2 separate regions of the Homo sapiens genome follow, and region 1 is linked to region 2. Evidence: read pairs that join two places in POLR2A ChIA-PET (ENCODE). Cell type or tissue: A673. All regions are shown on one strand. Links, peaks and the distances in the headings refer to the core of each region. The heading gives the core; the rest is flanking DNA.

Region 1 (4,400 bases), core at 212-4,211, 130 kb after region 2:
CTTTCAGCTCTCTCCTTTCATTAAAGCTTATTCTGTCAAGACTTTTAAAAACTTTGCAGATTACCAAATGAGAGTTTAACCGACATAATGTGAGGAAACGTTTATACAGGGTAAAATAGAAATCTTTGAAAAACTATTTTACTAAGGACAGTTTTTGTGACCAAGAAAACATTCTTTCCTGCACTTTTTTCCCTCCTCTTAGTCATAAAAAGAAAATGAAGTCTTGAAAAGAAGCATGACTCACCTGTACCCAACAGGGGCAAGGGTCTCAGACAGATGTTAAATATCCTCTGTTAAAGAGATTGACAAGCCAATTTCATTCTTTTATACTAGCTGAGTTCATTCTTTTTCCCCTTAAATGAGAAAAGAACTAAATATAGGTGGGTGATATGTCTGTGTAATTACATACTACTATTTAGGGACAGACTGATGACAATATAATCAATCAAAGGGAGGCATAAAACATTTCAGACCAGAAATAGAAGATGATGTGTTAGTGATTGTCTACATCGGTTGAAAGATACACAGCAAGGCATGTCTTCAGTAGACTCTTCCCCTGGAGTTGAAGTGATCGCAGGGAAAACCAGGAAAAAATCCGCTACCATCCTGGACGTATGAGTTCTTAATGGGTTGGTTTTGTGTACATAGGCCATTGCTTAGTCCTCTCCAGTTTGGGAATAAAATTATTGTGGAAAGTCATGTGATAGGTATGTACATCTCAAGGTTGGAGAAAGGATATGGTATCATCCTAAAATTATTAAGGATATTCTGTTCTGCAAGGGTTTTCCGGTTTCATTCATTCAGCTAACCATTTATTCAGAAAGTTCATCTATGAGGGCCTACTATGTGCCAAGTGCCACCACTTGCCAGGTCCACTGGCCGAAAGGTAGCATTCTCCCTTCCTTGAGGATTCTTGAAGAATATCTAGGTGAGAGAAGGGAAGAAATACTGATTGTAGAGCCCCAGAGCTGAGTGGATGGCACACTGCAGTTGATTGCACTATTTTCCCTGCTGGGAATCCCACAAGCGTGCACACACACACACACACACACACAGACCACAACTGTGTTGAAGAGGGTGGATGTGGCTAGTCAGCTGCAGATCCAACATGCAAACTTTGCAACCTCTGGTTCAGCTCCAGTGTCCACCCTGAGGACTATGGCACTATAAAGTGGCACAGAAAAGTAACTTGTTTTCAACTAAAGTCAAGTGGAGCCAGGAATTTGAAAACTTGACCTTATTATATTGCTCATAAAGAGAGACGACTTTTAGATATGAAGATTTTAAGATGGGCAAAAGCAGCAAGCTTACTGCAAAAAAAATGGTAATAAAAACAAGAACTTGATAAGCAGAAGTACCACAATGGTGGTAAAATTCAGTACAGTCTGCAATACATACATGCTTTTATTTCAAAAAAATGGAAACCTGTGCTGGAGTTTATCTACCAGCACCCACTTCAAAGCACACATTTACAGTAATGACTGCTTATTTAATTGGGCAGGCAATTTCATGGCTAAGTAATTACTTGCACTTAATCTAATCAGTCACATTTTATGTATCACAACAATTCTAACGAGAACACTTTTCTCAGTCTGATTATTAAAGTATACAGGGCACATTATATAAAGTACAGAAACTTGCAAAATGAACAGAAAAGAATCATTTTAAGCTCTCCATAATGGTTGATATTTTGACATTATACTTAGTCCTTTTCAAGTTCAGGTTTTTTCCCTTAAGCCTTAGAGTACATGTATAGAGATTAACCTGATCAAAGATTAGTTTAGCCCCACGTGTGCTTGAAAATTATCGTTTCCTTCCCAAATAATTTTACATTTTATTATGTGTAAAATAGATCAGAACTTTTGATTTCTCAGTCAATATAGATCGGCAGGTGAAAAACCGTGGAATATATTCATCTAGATAATTCAGATTGTTAAAACTTTGTTGAGGACGGGCACGGTGGCTCACGCCTGTAATCCCAGGCCAAGGGCCTCCTTTGGGAGGCCAAGGCGGGCAGATCACCTGCGGTCAGGAGTTGGAGACCAGCCTGGCCAACGCGGCGAAACCCCGTCTCTACTAAAAAATAAATGCAAAAATATCACCTGGGTGTGGTGGCGCATGCCTGTAATTCCAGCTTCTCGGGAGGGTGAGGCAGGAATATCGCTTGAACCCAGGAGGCGGAGGTTGCAGTGAGCCGAGATCGTGCCACTGCCCTCCAGTCTGGGTGACAGAGCAAGACTCTGTCTCAAAAAAAAAAAAACAAAAAACAAACAAGCAAAAAAAACTTTATTGAAAAATCAAGGACTTGTACATGGAGTATACTGTCCTATTTCACTTTTTCCTGTATATGTCGCAATGATTCAAGCCTAAGAGATACCTGAGCACATAGTAGGCACTCAACCATTTGTTGAATGAATGAATATTGACTTGCAAAAGTCCAGCAGGCACCCCACCCTTTTTCTTCTCTCACTGTCTACAAAGGCTCTGTTTGGTTTCCGGGTACACTGGCGTGCTTCCTTAGCACACCATGGGTTTAGGAATGAGATCTGCTGTGGATGGCTCTAGCAGAAGTACTGTGTGTGTTCCCTTTGGAAACTATGCCAAGGACTGCTTTCTATGTGCATGATCTGGTGAATTCAGGGGATGTGAACAGTTAACCTGACACACAGGCCTTTTATTTAGGGCATAAACCTCCATGTCAATGGTCAACCCTGTGCTTCCTTTCATTTAGGTAACTCTGTTTTTAAAATGTGATATCTTTGGGAATTTTCACTCTCTGGTAGCCTATGGTGATTATGATTGTAGTTTACAATCATTGTGCAGTCATTTAGGATTACTATCATGGGGTAATGTATTCCTTGGGAGTAAATCACTAGTGCACACACGCAGGTGCACACACTTACATACCACCGAGCCCTCCAGAGCTCCAGGATCTCATTTAGTGCTCTGGATATGGTTGTCTATAAAATTATGTCCTAAAGCACACAGGGCTTAATTTGTTTCTAACAGATGAACCATTCCTTCCAGAATCTACTTTATTCTCTGACATTCATTTGGAAGAAACTACTCCCTTTGCCATAATAATTTTATCAGGGCCCAGACCATTGGACCCCCAATGTTTGAGACCATTTTATGGTGGAATCATTTGGATAACGTTATTCAGAATTCCTCTGGACTGGGAACAGTCCCTGGAGAGCTTCAAGTTTAGACAGTACCATGGACTGACTTTACACATTCTCAATCAAGAGTGCCTCTGTACCTGTATAGTAGCTAGCATTTGATCAAATGAGATGATATATACATAAAGTGAATTGTCGAGTGTAATGCAAACATTAGTCATTATCATCATGATCATTATGTTTAATTTATAGAGGAAAAAGAAAGGCATATATTAGATGACTTACCCAAAACCACTTTGAAGACCAAAAACTCACAGCCATTTTCTTAATATTTGTTTAATCCTTTCAGATAACTCTTTTTTGCAGATTCACTCGCAACAAAATCTTAGTGAATGGGAACTCCATTCCCTAGTCCCCTTAATTAACATCTAGAATCTTCAACTAATCAAAATGTTGACATTATTTGTGTGTGTACTCTCACATATAGTATATGGTTTCTAACTCTTGTTTTATCTGTAAAATAAGAGGAAAAAACTCCGTAGTCTACACAGTGTTGTTACGTGTTCATTCCAATACCTTTCTATCCACAGCCCCATTCTACAGGCACGGTAGTGCCTTAAGGCACTTCTAAGAACCTGAATCGTCAAAGAAAGATCATAAGGTCAAACTGCACTTGGCATACAATGGCAGAAGTTTCAACAACTGAATATTGTGATTAACCAACACTTCCAATTACACAAGTAATCCAATTAAGTGGGGGGGGCTTAAAAACTTAGCATTATATATAATAAGCACATTTATTATTATAAATAATAGGTGTACTCACACGGGAATGGTTATTATTAGTGCGGTCCTTGAACTTTGCATTGCTAAACACTGGGATGATTGATTTATGCAATTTAAAATGTATTAAAGGAGGCTGTATATATATTTTACAAAAGTTCCTTTTCAGATGCAGATGTACTGCTAAATTACTTGCTTCCTTCCTTCCTTCCTGTCTTCTTTCCTTCCTTCCTTCCTTTCCCCCTTGCTCCCTCTCTCCTTTCCTCCCTCCCTCCCTCCCTCCTTCCTTCCTTCCTGTGACCCTCCCTTCCTTCCTTCCTTCCTTCCTTCCTTCCTGTGACCCTCCCTTCCTCCCTTCCTTCCTTCCTGTGACCCTCCCTTCCTTCCTTCCTTCCTTCCCTCCCTCCTTCCTTCCTTCCTTCCTTCCTTCCTTCCTTCCCTCCTTCCTTCCCTCCCTCCTTCCTTCCTTCCTTCCTTCCTTCCTTCCTTCCTTCCTTC
Region 2 (4,400 bases), core at 93-4,092:
TAATTTTTATGTCCTAATGATCCAATATCTTGCAGGCCATCTGGCCCTGATGATTTTTGTAAGTTCTCTGGTACAAAAAGTCACACAATATAGCTAAAATAGTATCGACTCAACGCTTGTTAGCTCTTCTGCAAATAAGCTGTGTTATTTAGGCAACTGTCTTCACCTTTGTTGGCCTCAGTCTGTTTATCTGTAAAATGAGAGAATAAAGTTCTGTGATTTTGTGAAAAACTATTGAATTCGAATGATCGTGTGAATCAAGCTATGTTTCCCATAAGGACCACACCACCATCCAATTCCAACATGCATTTGTCGTCTGCATTTCTATACAGTGGATCAGAGCTGGAAATACTACTTCCATTGCCCTTAGATGACAATCAAGGCTGGATTCAGACTGTTAAAATGCATTTTACCATGACTACAGAAAATGCTGGAATTCCCATTTTCTGGATTTCAATCAGTATTAGCTTCATTCACTCTGGTTTAAATTATTCTCTATTTTTCCTCCAAGAATTTTTGGTGTGTCTTAAGAGTTGGGAATATTGATTATTTTCACCTTAAAAAACCCTGTCTTTTAGCCGGAAGCAAGGTTTGTGAGCCACGTTCACAATCTTCCTAGAAATAAACTCTCATGGAAATCATATCATCTTAAGGAGACTCTCAAAAGTATTTTAACATTTTGTCGAGAAAAAAGGGGCAAGTAAACCTACAATAGATGCCAGTGGGGCCAGAAATAAAGAACAGAGTGCAAAATTAAAACCCCAAATCAGTTCTAAAGATTGTGACCTTCACAGCAGAAGATTCACTGAGGACATTTGAGAGTCTAGTCATCTGTGTTGACTGTTCCTTTGATCATTCTGTGTTTAAGCATATATCTCATTTACTCTCCCAACTGCCTAACAAATTATTTATAAAATTTTACAAAGAAAAGGAAACCCCCTAATAGCACTAGAAACTAGGCTATTCATTAGCATGCAAGGATGTCACCTGTCCCATCTGTGAGTATCTGGATAGATCTTGCCTCAATCAAGACGGGAAAAAAACAAAGCCAATGAAACACTTCTAGCCACAGGAAAAGAAAAGTCCTATTCAGAAGAAGCATCAGCTGGGTGCAGTGGCTCACACCTGTAATCCCAGCACTTCGGGAGGCCGAGGTGAGAGGATAGCTTGAGTCCAGGAGTTCAAGACCAGCCTGGTTTACATAGCAAGACCCTGACTCAAAATAAATAAATAAATAAATAAATAAATAAATATAAAAGAAGCACCTTACCACAAGAAATACAAGAAAGTTTTCAAAAACATTAGATTATGTTCTCAATAAATCTCAATGAAGCATGAACTTCATGAAGACAGTGATAAAGGCTGAAATATAAGATGAGATGGAGCAGGGCACGGTGGCTCATGTCTGTAATCCCAGCACTTTGGGAAGAAGCCAAGGCAGGCGGATCACCTGACGTCAGGAGTTCGAGACCAGCCTGGCCAACATGGTGAAATCCTGTCTCTATTAAAAATACAAAAAATTAGCTGGGCATGGTGGCGGGCACCTATAATCCCAGCTACTTGGGAGGCTAAGGTAGGAGAATTGTTTGAACCTGGGGGGCAGAGGTTGCAGTGAGCCAAGATCGTGCCATTGCACTCAAGCCTGGGCAACAGTGTGAGACACTCTGTCTCAAAAAAAAAAAAAAAAAAAAAAAAAAAAAAAAAAGATGTGATGGAAGGAAGCAGTGGCAACTGAAAAGGTGATGGCACAAAATTTTTAAATCCGCAAGGAGCTCAAGTTCAAGGTGAAGCTTGAGCATATGTTTGCCTTTCCTTCCAGCCCAAATTCCATGGCAATAAGTGAGGTTTATAAGAGCAGAATAAATCCATAGCAAAAAAGCATAATGAGTGAGTATGGTACTACTGGGAGAATTTTTGAGAGGCAGTTTCAAGACAGAAGTTGAACTGATGGAGAAACCAGACTCTGCAGAGGCCTCCACCTTCCAGCTCAGGGGAAAGAGGGACCAGCAAGAGAACTGCCGATGTTTCCGACGGACAGCAGCATTGGTAAAAGTAATTTAAACTGACATTACTCATTTTCAACCACTGAGATGTACTCTCCCCACCCCCCGACCCCATCCCATAAGCCTCCAGTTCATCTGGCCCCAGGGGGCTTCAGAGACCAAACCTCAAGTTCAGGAGAGAGAAGACTGTTCATCTTATGATACTGAGGGCTGAGTCTGAAGCTGGGGTGAGTCATCCATCCAGTGAGTACTCTTGGAAGGCCATACTAATAAGGCTTTGGCTATTTTAGGATTAGTTTGTGGGGATTAGTAGGGCCTGTCACAGATATCCAGTGGGGCTTTGGTGAGCAGGCTATGGATAATACAGTCCATTATGTGTATACAATTTTTGCTACTATGTAAACATCAGAAGGGCATGTGTGGAGACAACTAAACAAATAGGCAAAAATAAAAATATTGGTAGTTGAGGTGCAGAGACAACGAGTGAGTGCCTCGCTTCCTGCCCTGGCCTTGGTGGCACTGTCATAATTATGGGGCCGCCCTCATTGTGTTCAAGCAATTACCCTGTAGCAGGCTGCCTGGGCTCTGCAGCCAGCCCCATCCCCCAGATAATGAGAGGAACATCTTCGTAGAGTTGTTGTGAGTGGTAAATGAACTCGTACACAGCACATTAAAAAGTCTAAGTTGTGGCCGGGCACGGTGGCTCACACCTGCAATCCCAGCACTTTGGGAGGCCAAGGCGGGCAGATCATGAGGTCAAGAGTTAGAGACCATTCTGGCCAACATGGTGAAACCCCATCTCTACTAAAAGTACAAAAATTAGCCGGGCGTGGTGGTGCTCGCCTGTAGTCCCAGCTACTTGGGAGGCTGAGGCAGGAGAATTGCTTGAACCCAGGAGGCGGAGGTTGCAGTGAGCTGAGATCACGCCACTGCACTCCAGCCTGGCGACAGAGTGAGACTCCGTCTCAAAAAAAAAAAAAAAGTCTAAGTTGTTAGCTCTATTTCTTGTCTGTCTTCCCGCTGAATTATGCACCTCTGTGCGTGGAGGCTGTGTCTGTTTGATTCTCCAAAGCATGCCTAGTATCTAGTACAGCACTACAGCAAAAAGTGTAGGATAAATGCTTGTTAAAAACCTGGATTTTAGTTTAAAAAATAATATTTTTCATATCGCATGGTTTTCAGCAAAAAATAAAACCTATCATTCTACGTTTCCTCATTGGGACGCCTCTGGTTTTGCTCTTGTCGCCCCGTGTAGCAGTTTAGATTTGTCATCAATTACAAAAGACACAGAGTAACCTGGCCTCTATACTGTTCACCCATCTGTTGCTCTTTCATGAGGCAAACTCCTCACAGGTGATAAACGAACTTAACCCTAAAAGAAAATGACATCACCTGCATCTCAATGTAGTTCTGCAAGGCTGAGTCTGTGTTTCTGGCCCTGCCTATGCCGCTGATGGGCCTGCCAGGATTCTCTTCACTTGGTTTCTGCCCTTCAGTTCAGTTTCCTTATCTGCGAAGTCAGCTTTAGGCTTTGTTCCTGACAATGGGAGGGTTGGGAAAGGTGAGAGGCTGGGAGAAAGAAGGGAGGGTGAACAGGTGGAGTCTACACTTGCCTTCCCCTGCCCCTAGCAAAGCTGCCCCTGCTCCTGCCAGAGGCGTTGAGCTTCCACTTCCAAAAAGAAGTTACTTCTGCCACATGCTTTGAAAATCACTTCACTCAATAATTGCCAAAGTTTCTTTCGCCTTCGACAGATTTTGACTCAGTCCACTCCTGCTTTGGAAGTGTATATATATCTTTTATAACTTCAAAACTCTGACCAGAGGGAAATGAGTTCAATATATGGCTAAATAAGAGCAATGAAGTAGTGAAATGAAGGGTTACTTTGATCTTTGTTAACAGCAACACGTATATATACAAATTCTCTCCCACCTGCCACCCATTCTAAACCCTTTCTTCATCCTGCGTTGAGTTCGAGTTTCAGTTAAACTTGTCATCTCCATCAAATCACCCGGGTAGGGCAGGAGGTCATTTTCTTTATCTATCGATCACTCTATCTATCTATCATCTCTCACCGTAGCAGTTCACTCTGGAATGAAAGACTTTCAAATTTGTGGTTTCCTGAACATGTCAAATTCCTATCTGCCTTCATAGCTCTCTATATGCATATTCCCTCTTGCTGAGGAAGTTATTTCTTCACTGTTTACCCATTGAACATTCAGATATCCCATACTGTGATCTCTGGAGCCTACCTCTTTATAATTTATATCACAGGTAATTACAGTTATTTAAGTATGTATTTCCTCTCCTAAACTCTGAGTTCCTCCAGGGCTGGGACCACATCGGAATCACCTATCCCTTGCACTGAGCAGACACTAGATAATTATCAGGTGCTCAGG

What was found. ChIA-PET counts read pairs that join two places held together with the same protein. Peaks named below come from ENCODE experiments on the same cell type or tissue, not always from the same donor. Only the 100,000 strongest peaks of a DNase experiment are listed, where the experiment ranks them.
Region 1: POLR2A ChIA-PET joins it to region 2 with 6 read pairs; 1 of 35 experiments calls an interaction of 5 or more read pairs at or near these places.

Annotation. Positions count from the first base shown.
Region 1 is chr18:10,458,286-10,462,685 of GRCh38, forward strand. All of the region lies in intron 1 of APCDD1 (APC down-regulated 1), which reads left to right. Among named protein-coding and RNA genes, the nearest start is that of APCDD1, 5.9 kb to the left of the region's middle. In A673, for the core only: no CTCF peak of the experiment used is centred there; DNase peaks (open chromatin) are centred at 2,526, 2,876 and 3,886; H3K4me3 peaks cover 2,600 bases; H3K27ac peaks cover 3,952 bases.
Region 2 is chr18:10,327,081-10,331,480 of GRCh38, forward strand. No RefSeq gene overlaps it. Among named protein-coding and RNA genes, the nearest start is that of LINC01254, 85 kb to the right of the region's middle. In A673, for the core only: no CTCF peak of the experiment used is centred there; a DNase peak (open chromatin) is centred at 2,251.